2 separate regions of the Mus musculus genome follow, and region 2 is linked to region 1. A link is a loop called in an ENCODE intact Hi-C map of the cell type or tissue named here. Cell type or tissue: left cerebral cortex. All regions are shown on one strand. Each heading gives the region's core, and the rest is flanking DNA. Links, peaks and the distances in the headings are about the cores only. Region 1 holds the start of St6galnac3 (ST6 (alpha-N-acetyl-neuraminyl-2,3-beta-galactosyl-1,3)-N-acetylgalactosaminide alpha-2,6-sialyltransferase 3). Region 2 holds the start of Rabggtb (Rab geranylgeranyl transferase, b subunit).

Evidence for each region. Peaks named below come from ENCODE experiments on the same cell type or tissue, not always from the same donor. Only the 100,000 strongest peaks of a DNase experiment are listed, where the experiment ranks them.
Region 2: it touches region 1 in a loop (15-fold over the local background); 1 of 42 quality-filtered maps calls a loop at or near these places.

The regions. Positions count from the first base shown.
Region 1 is chr3:153,723,211-153,727,574 of GRCm38, forward strand. It overlaps St6galnac3 (ST6 (alpha-N-acetyl-neuraminyl-2,3-beta-galactosyl-1,3)-N-acetylgalactosaminide alpha-2,6-sialyltransferase 3), which reads right to left and starts at 1,923. Exons shown (of 5, transcript NM_011372.2): 1 at 1,835-1,923. The coding sequence starts at 1,852. In left cerebral cortex, for the core only: a CTCF peak has its summit at 1,797; DNase peaks (open chromatin) are centred at 1,703, 1,970 and 3,179; H3K4me3 peaks cover 1,674 bases; H3K27ac peaks cover 1,190 bases.
Region 2 is chr3:153,911,060-153,915,447 of GRCm38, forward strand. It overlaps Rabggtb (Rab geranylgeranyl transferase, b subunit), which reads right to left and starts at 1,144. Exons shown (of 8, transcript NM_011231.2): 1 at 866-1,144. The coding sequence starts at 1,000. It overlaps Gm24494 (a small nucleolar RNA gene), which reads right to left and starts at 631; the gene lies at 551-631. It overlaps Snord45c (small nucleolar RNA, C/D box 45C), which reads right to left and starts at 1,130; the gene lies at 1,070-1,130. In left cerebral cortex, for the core only: a CTCF peak has its summit at 1,916; DNase peaks (open chromatin) are centred at 434, 2,019 and 3,001; H3K4me3 peaks cover 2,388 bases; H3K27ac peaks cover 2,569 bases.

The DNA.
Region 1 (4,364 bases), core at 1-4,000:
TCACTCTGTCCTTAACTTGGAGTTTAGGAAACTCAAGACTCTTTCCCTTAAAAGTGGAGTTGCAAACAAGCACTGTGGCCCTTCAGGGCTTACGAGGGAGCCAAAGTTATATCCTATGGAAAGACTGGGGGTTCAGAATGATGTAACTAACTCATCATTACTAAACATCAGGAAAGCAGTGGCTTTACACACCTGTATCCCTAAGTCCTTCTTGCCCCATCTCCGTAGCAACCTGACAGACTTTGTGTGACTATTTTGATCTTATGTTGAACAACTTAGTATTCAGAGTCGTGTAACTTGTCCAAGGCCACACAGGTGACCGGAGGCGGAGCCAGAATTCTGATGAATTTGCTTAATCTTTATTCATCTTGATTCATGGTTAGGGTTTGAAGGCAAGTAAGGAGGGGCTCCTCTGTGTGAGGGATGACAGGTGAGATCTATGTGTGCCCTTGGATCTGCACTAGAGATGCCTCGAGGGATCTGGGGATATAGCCCTGTGACCAGACAGGACCTTGGCATTTGTAAAAGTCCAATCAGCAGCACCACTCCAGAGCAAGCACACTCACACAGACAGAAGATGCATGACAGGGGAAAAACCAATAGAGGAAGACATGACCAACAACAGGACATGGCAGGCGCCTTGATTTCCTTTTAGCAAATGACACAAATAAATAGAGACGATGTGGTGACCTAGTTCCAGTTCCTGTGAGTTCAAGTTGCATTCTGTGATACCAATGGATTATTTCCTCCTAACTTTGCCACCCTTGGGGAAAAAAAAAGAAAAGAAAAGGCGTGGAAAGTGTTCCAAAACAAACGGCAAGCTCAGGAAAGTCACAATAAGGGTCTGCTGCCTCGCTTCATGAGAGGGAAGGATGACTGGTACAACTTCAACAGCAGCCCAAGACTATATTAAGTGCTACGACACACAAGACTGTTCTGTGTGGCCCTTGGTCACACAGCACCTTCTCGGGGCTGGAAACCGAACACCTTAGTTTTCTCTCCGGGATGGGAAACCTTCATGCTGCTCAAGTTTGGATCCACGGAGTCAGACTGGGCAACTGAATAAGGACAGCGAGGAAAAACCAGAACAGGCTAGGGAGTGAACTTTCTCGGTGAGTTGGAAACAAGTCTTCCCAGAAAAGGTCCTCACCAAGTAGGTCCACGCAAAGCCTTCAAGCCTGTGGCTAAGGAGTCACTAAGAACATGGAATGTACCAAGGCTTGAAAGAACTCAGCAAAATAGGGCTGGACTCTGGGTAGATACTGTCTGTTCACATGTGAGCCTAAGGAAGTCCAACATTCTACCTATGTCCATCTAATGAACTTTTCCAACTTAAGTCCCGGCACCTGGAGCTAGTTCCCCAGAAAACTCATCCCTACAGGGCTACCTGTAGACCTAGAAGTTTATGTGTTCCCGGGAGCAAAGGCTGCGGGCTCTCTGCACCCTCTCCTCCTCCTCTCAAACGCTGTGCCCCTCACCCATGCTGGGCCACTCCTTTTCAGCCCATGGCCCCCCACAGGCCGCGGGCTGCCCTGACCCAAGTCTCGGAGCACCCTCTGCTCCGCCTGCTATACCCATCATTCGGCACGCCGCCGCGCGCTCCCTGCCCAGCTCCTTCCAGACAGGAGCCAGCCGGCAGCAGTGCAGGCAAGGAGTCTGTGCCCAACGCACATTACATAGTCTCCCACCCAGATGCCTTGGCCAAAGGAACAAAAAGGAAGCCGACGCCAGGAAGAGACGGGCGGGCTGAGGATGCGGCGGGACCGCGGCGGGCTCCACGCCTCGGCGCACCCAGCAGGCGGAGCTCGCATGCGGCCCACCGCCGAGCTGTTACCTTGAGGATGCAGGCCATGGCGCTATGGATCGACCCTGTGGCTCGCTGCACCTCGGCCCCGCAGCTGGACCACTCCAGCCCACATTCCCGCAGAGCGAGCCGGGCCGCGGGAGCTGCGCGCTCAGGCCCCACCCCCGAGCCCCGCCACTGGCTGGCGCCACACGAGGCCCCGCCCCTAGTCACGTGCCCTCCGTGCAGCCCGCAACTGCTTGCTACTCCACCGCTGCTACTACTTCACCTTTTTTTCCAAACCCTTCTGCAGATGGAGGTATGTAAAGCCCGGCTTGCAGCAGACCCAGATCTGCTTAACCTGAGGACAGAAGGTGGCCCTTCCAGCTGCACTCGCCCATCAGAGAACCCACAGATGTGCCACTTTCCAAAAAGTTAGCTTTGTTTGGCACCATTCCGATGCAGGCATGGGGCCCATCACAGGATTCTTCGAAAGCAGCTGGAAGTGCCCAGGGCTAGCCCTTGGGCACTGCAGAATTCTGTGGTGTGCGTCTCTTGTTATGATTGATCGTCTGTCAACCTGAAAACACAAACAACTAGAGATGCTGAAAGATTGAACACTCTTGGTCTTCAAAAAAGAAGCCACAATCTTCACACAATGTGACATTGTGCACAGCATGTGTAGCATATGGGCACATAAACATATGCAGCTGTGACTGTTGTATTCTGTTGCAAGTTCGTAAAATGCTTATGTACACAATGTATAAAGATAATGTTCATGTGTGTACACCTATGTACAGAGTATGATGCACAGGACTTTGCTACTCACTACTACTATCTTGGAATTTAGAGAACTCAGTTAAAATTTCAACAACCAAGTTACATATTAGCTTTTCCTCTTAAGTCTGGACATCTAGGAAGGTCCTGACCTCCACCATGAACTGTCCTGTGTTAAAGAGCAGTGCAGATTTACCCAAGAGGTGACATGGGCAAACTGGAACCTGGTCCTCTCTGGGTCCTTAATGGACTCTGTGTGTCCCAAACCAGACCTGCTAAGAGAACAATCATTTCTACAAGAAGAGGTTATGCCCAGAGAGAGGAAAGGTCTGTAGATACACAAATTCCTGCTGTCTAGAAGTCACACAAGTCTTTAAATTACTCCCCAAAACATCTACCTTAAAGTCATCTCCCTCGCAGATTAGCTGGCCTGCACAGCATCAGGGAAAGCATGTGATCTGAGAGTGACCGAGGGTCATGAGATGGCTCCCACACCAACAGACAGGAATTGCTCAGGACATTCAACAGGAGAAATCACAGGGAAGATACTGAAAAGACTAGAGTCCTATTCAAACTGCCTGTTCCCAGGCAAGCTCTGTCTGTCTCCAGGGTGACTAAACTCTTCTCTGTTGCCACTTCCTCCCACCCCTCCCTCTGCCTTCAAGGCACATGTATTTTATAAGTATGGTTTGGTAAAGATCGCATACTTCAAACTGCAGCTTTAATAAATGGTCTTAGCAGGTGTACTGGCTAGTTTCATGTCAACTTGACACAAACTAGACTCGCTGGAGAGACGGGAGACTCAACTGAAAAGCAAATGACTCCAGAAGAAGTAGGCTGTAGGAAAACCTGTAGGGCATGTTCTTATTTAGTGATTTATGTGGAGGGCCAGCCCATTGTGGGTGGGACCACCCCGGGCTGGTGGTCCTGGGTTCTATAAGAAAGCAGACCTAGCAAGCCATGAGGAGCAAGCTAGTAAGCAACACCCCTTCAAGGCATCTGCATCAGCCCCTGCCCCCAGGTTCCTGTCCTCTCCTCAAGTTGCTTTCAGGCATGGTGTTCCATCATAGCAAGAGTAACCTTAAGTGGGACAGCAGGCCAGGAAAACTCAGCACACTTGTTTATTTCTTTGCAGCAGGACACTCATGTCACCAGGTGAACAACTTCTACCAAGTGGCCCCGAAGGTTGTCCCCAAGCTTGGGTTGTCAGGCTTGGGACAAGTGTCTTTGCACACTTGTTATCTCCTAGACCCCACATTCATTCATTCATTCATCCATTCATTCATTCATTCATTCATTCATTCATGTCAGTTTTTATTAATCTGATTAGCTGAAGGGAAAAATCTTTAAGTTTCTATAGGACCTGTCAGCAATAAGAGATTGGTTTCTGTGATCTGTGATCTCAGGACAAGATCCTAAATCACAGTAAAGAGGAAAAGATAAGAGACACATAACACAGTAGAGGCCTTCCCCACCAGGGAGCAAGCTGCTAACAATGAAGAAACATCAGCATACACACAAGGTACCATTGTATGGGTTAAATAGGCTATATTTAGGAATATATGTATATACATATATGCATGTAACAACAATTAGGTTTCAAAAAGAGGTCATGAATTTGAAGAACAGGGAGAAGTATATAGGAAGGTATGGAGGGAGGAAGGAGAAAAGATAAATTTTGCAATTATCATCTCAAAAATATAGAAGTGTCTCTTTCCAAGAAGAAGTAGAGGAGGAAGAGGAGGAGGAAGAGGAGGAAGCAAAGATGGTTTAAGCATCTCTTTCTCTCTCTTTCCTCTCCTCC
Region 2 (4,388 bases), core at 146-4,145, 190 kb after region 1:
CTCATGGTCGGAGATCGCCACAACACGTAGAACTGTTAGGAAAGGTCACAGCAGCAAGAAGATTGAGAGCCAATACTCTTAGTCTCCAAGTGCTAACCTCAGGTGAATTAACCAAAAGCAGTATTGATGCCTACTGTTTACTAAGCATCAATTATTGCATTCTACAAATGAAGTCTATGAATACGGAAAGATAAATGACGCTAAAGATGGGAACCAAATGAAGCATTACCTCACAAGCATTTATTCAGGTGAAGGCCTCACTGGCGTGCTGCCAAACCAAACCCAAAAGAACCAGGTGCACAGTTGGCAAGAAGGCCACACATTTGGGCCTATGATTCCCACTAACTGAAAAGTTGTAAAGACAGTCAAATGCCACGCTCTCTAAGACAGAGAGCTGCTGCACAAATACTTTTACCCAAATGACTCCTCCTTGGAGGGTCCCCCCACAGCTTGGGCCTTCTCAAACTCAGCCACCCCTGCTTGCTGCTGGCAACCTCCCCGGCCATTTCCCCAGGCACACCATTACATCAAGTTTAGGTAAAACCTTTTCAAGGTCTCAGCGTAATTCTAGAGCTAAAGTGTTATGACACATCAGCGAATTCAGATAATACATGCCAACACATCATTGACCTTCAAGGTTTTACCCCAGACAGAAATGAGCAAACCCCTTCTACCTGCAGCCCTGCACTTCCGCCCTTTATGTACCAGCACATGACTGATGTGGTCAAATACCAACCTCTGATATACAAGGTACACCTATAATACATTTTAAATCAGGCCTCTCAATTAGTATTATACAAGTAAGTATTATACTTATTGCTGTTAGTCTTAGAAACCTTTCAACAGAAAAAAGAATCATACGCACATAATCATCTTTCTTTGAGCCATAGGAAGCAATATAATCGGCATGCTTCTCCAGCAACAGGGTGTCAGGCGCATCTGACTTGATAGTAACGTCTTTCTGCTGTGTGCCCTTCCAAGAAAAAAGCAGAGATCCCATTCACCATCCGGAAATCGTGACATCTCAGACTCACACATAGCCAGATCTCAGTACTTTTTTTCTTTCAGGTCTCAGAGTAATTCTAGAGCTAAAGTGGTTTATAATCAACTTTAGATTCAGAATACATGCCAGCTCATCATTGACCCGAATCTTGACGCTTATCTTTTGAGTTATGCCAGAAATACACACTCTTGCTTAACAAGTTTGAGGCTTCAGCGCACCTTTCTACAGTCTTCACATGCTAACCCCTTTGCTAAATAATCAGACCCATTAGCTCCAAATTCCACCTTCGATTCTAAGACTCACCCAATAAGTAGGTCAAAGCGATTGCCAAAATAAATTTCCTACTTTATTCAGAGTCTCGGCTATGAAGCCCTGTCTGGTCTGGAACTCCCTGTGTAGACCAGGCCACCTGCTTCTGCCTCACTTCTTTAATCCAAGAGTGTTAGGATTAAAAGGCGTGGGCCAAGGCCGACTTCCTTCCATCCCAGTTAAAATGTTTAACTATGAAACAACATTCGTAAATGATCATGTAACCTTCAAAATACAGGCACGTACAAGTCCCCGATGTTAAGAAAAAATATCAGGCGGCCCAATCCAGGAAGGCTCGCCCACGGTCCGCGGATAAGATCCCAGGCCTCGAGAAGTGCAGAAAACGCTGAGCCATACACAGCTCAAGCGGCAGTCCAAGTATGGCCTAAGGAGGCCGAGGCAGGGGCATTGCGGAGAGCTCCAGGCCAGCCTGGGCCCCACAAGAATGATCGCCTTGCAGGCCCGCCTGTTCCCCATGCTGTGCGAGCCCGCGATGCCCCGCAGCCCGACCCACCGCCCAGACCACCCCTGCCTCCGCGCACCGCAGCGACGGTGCTCTCACCATGTCCGACCGCCGAAAGACTGAAGCGCGCGGGAGCACGGGGAGTCAGGGCCCGCGCGCCTGCGCACACGCGCCCGCCCGGCCGCCCACGCCCTACGTAGCTGGCCACGCTCTGCCCGAAGGACCCCGCGGCCGCGATTTAGCCGGTCGCACACCTGCCTGAAGGACTCCGCGGTCACGATGCAGCCGGCTACGAGTCTGCCTGAAGGACCCCATGTCGCTCAGTTTGCAAAGAGCTTTCCTTAGCATTCAAGGAGCCTGGACATTGATGTCAACCACAGCGTTCAAACCCGGAGTGCTAGTGCAGACCTGTTATCCCAGCACTGGGAAAGCGGAGGCAGGAGGATCAGTGATCCAAATCCTCAGCTGTGTAGGCACTTGGAAGCCAACCTGAGCTCGAGTCCCTATCCCCAATACCCTCGAAGATTGATCAGTTATAGAGTGTCTGTTACCCAGCTAATCAAAAAGCGCCACATATATTGCTATGGAAAGATCCTTGAAAGACACCAGGTGAAAATACATGCTTCGTTTTGATCCCAGAAATCATTAAAATAAGGTTAATTTTTCCACTCTGTGCTGGTAAATTAATATGGTTTAACCTCTTCATTTTTAACCTTTTTTTAAAGTCCTGGGCCTTGAACTCACAACTGAAAATGCTAGGCATGCGATCTCCCCCGCCCAGTTTGCCTCTTCAAAGAATAAAGTATGCCTCCCCACCCTAAAGAACTATAGCTGCAATGCAACTAACTAGTTATAAGTTCATTTATCACTCTAAAGCCAAGATGTCAGATACAGCCACGGGAGGGATTGGAATGTGGCCAGTCTAAACTGGAAAATGCTGTAATCGTAAAATACAAATTGTGTGCCACACTTCTCATTTTAAAGTTTGTTGGCTGCCTTCTGAATATCTATGCTTATATTCATTAAAAAAATGCTACTCTTAGCCATATTCAGATAAGCCTTTCTATGCAGAGACTCTTGGCTGCCCAAGGTTCTCAGAAAATACATCTGTTGAGGGCTAACCTCTTTTTAGAGCTTAGTGACTATCATTGAAGAAGGACACAGAAAGAATATAAGAGAAAGTAATCGGAAAAGGCTGAGAAGCCATCTTCTGGGCACAACAGCCACTGCAACCTTGAATTCAGAGTCACTGTGTTTATCTGCACTGGGCTTGCACATGAATGACCCTGACAAGGGTCAGTCATCGATGGGGAAGGGATTCTGGGGCCTTGCCCCTCTCTGCTGACCTAATGGGTACAGACACATATACTGAGAAAGGGGGAGTCATTCTCTTTATATGTGCTTGCTGGCAAGCTGACCAGGCATCGGTGGACTTCTCCAACCCCATGGCCACACAGACAGCCCCAGTTAAACTCAGTGAGTCACAAAATAAAAGACATGAATGTGGGAATGAGGGTTGTAAGGAGGAGAAGAAGCTGATGTGTGGGAGGGAGATAAGAAATGGTAGGGAGCAAGAATAATCAGAATGCATTCTACACATGCATAAAATGGTCAAAGAACAAGGGGGAGAAGCACTGTTGGCTGAAGTGATATTTTAGATATATTGGGTTAAATATATTATAAAATTAATGTAATCTATTTTCACTTTTTAAAATGTGACTTAGGAAAAAAAATTAAAACAATCTGTAGGGCACGCATTATATTGTTACTGTTAAATGGATGTCTACTTTCTCTACCCAGAGAAGTGCCTGTCACTTTGTAAATGGTAGAAAATACCTATAATGCCAGCACCTGTAAAGCTGAGGCAGGAGGATTACAAATTTGATGCCATCCTAGGCTGTTTAGTAAGTCTGAGGCCAGCTTGGGCTACATAGTACAACTCTACCCTCCAAAATAAAAGAGGGAAACGTTTATTGCTATTAAGATTTCTAAAGATCTATTTATTCTTATTTAGTATTGGCAGTTTGTCTGCCTGTGTGTGTGTGTGTGTGTGTGTGTGTGTGTGTGTGTGTGTGTGTTGCCTAAAGAGGGCAGAGAGGATGTAGAGTCCCCCAGATCTGGAATTACACACAGCTGTGAGCTGCCACGTGGATGCTAGAACTGATCTTAGCCATGGCACCACCTCTCCAGCCCATAGTTAGAACAGTTTTAATTAAGGTTCATGCTGTGAACTGTTGGAACTATAGTCCTAGCTCACTAGCGTTTAGGATAGAGGCAGTGTCTAGCTGGCCTTAACGTGTTGACTGTATCATGGAGCAGTGTTCATTTCATCAATGAATGGCATTGATTTTATCAACTGTAGGACACAGTTGATTGCAAAGATGAGAAATGAGGAGAGAGTAGCCAGTGTCTATTAATTTTCCAGACTTCCGGGATAATTACTATGATAAAATGTGTATTTCTGAATCAGTGAAATAGAATAAGTATGGAGCGGTTTCTGAAGTAGCAAATTTAAAGCTCTACTTTGGGACGAGGACCAGATAGCTCATTCTCTGCTAGTGTGAGACCCTGGGTCCATTCATTCTCTGCCAGTGTGAGACCCTGGGTCCATTC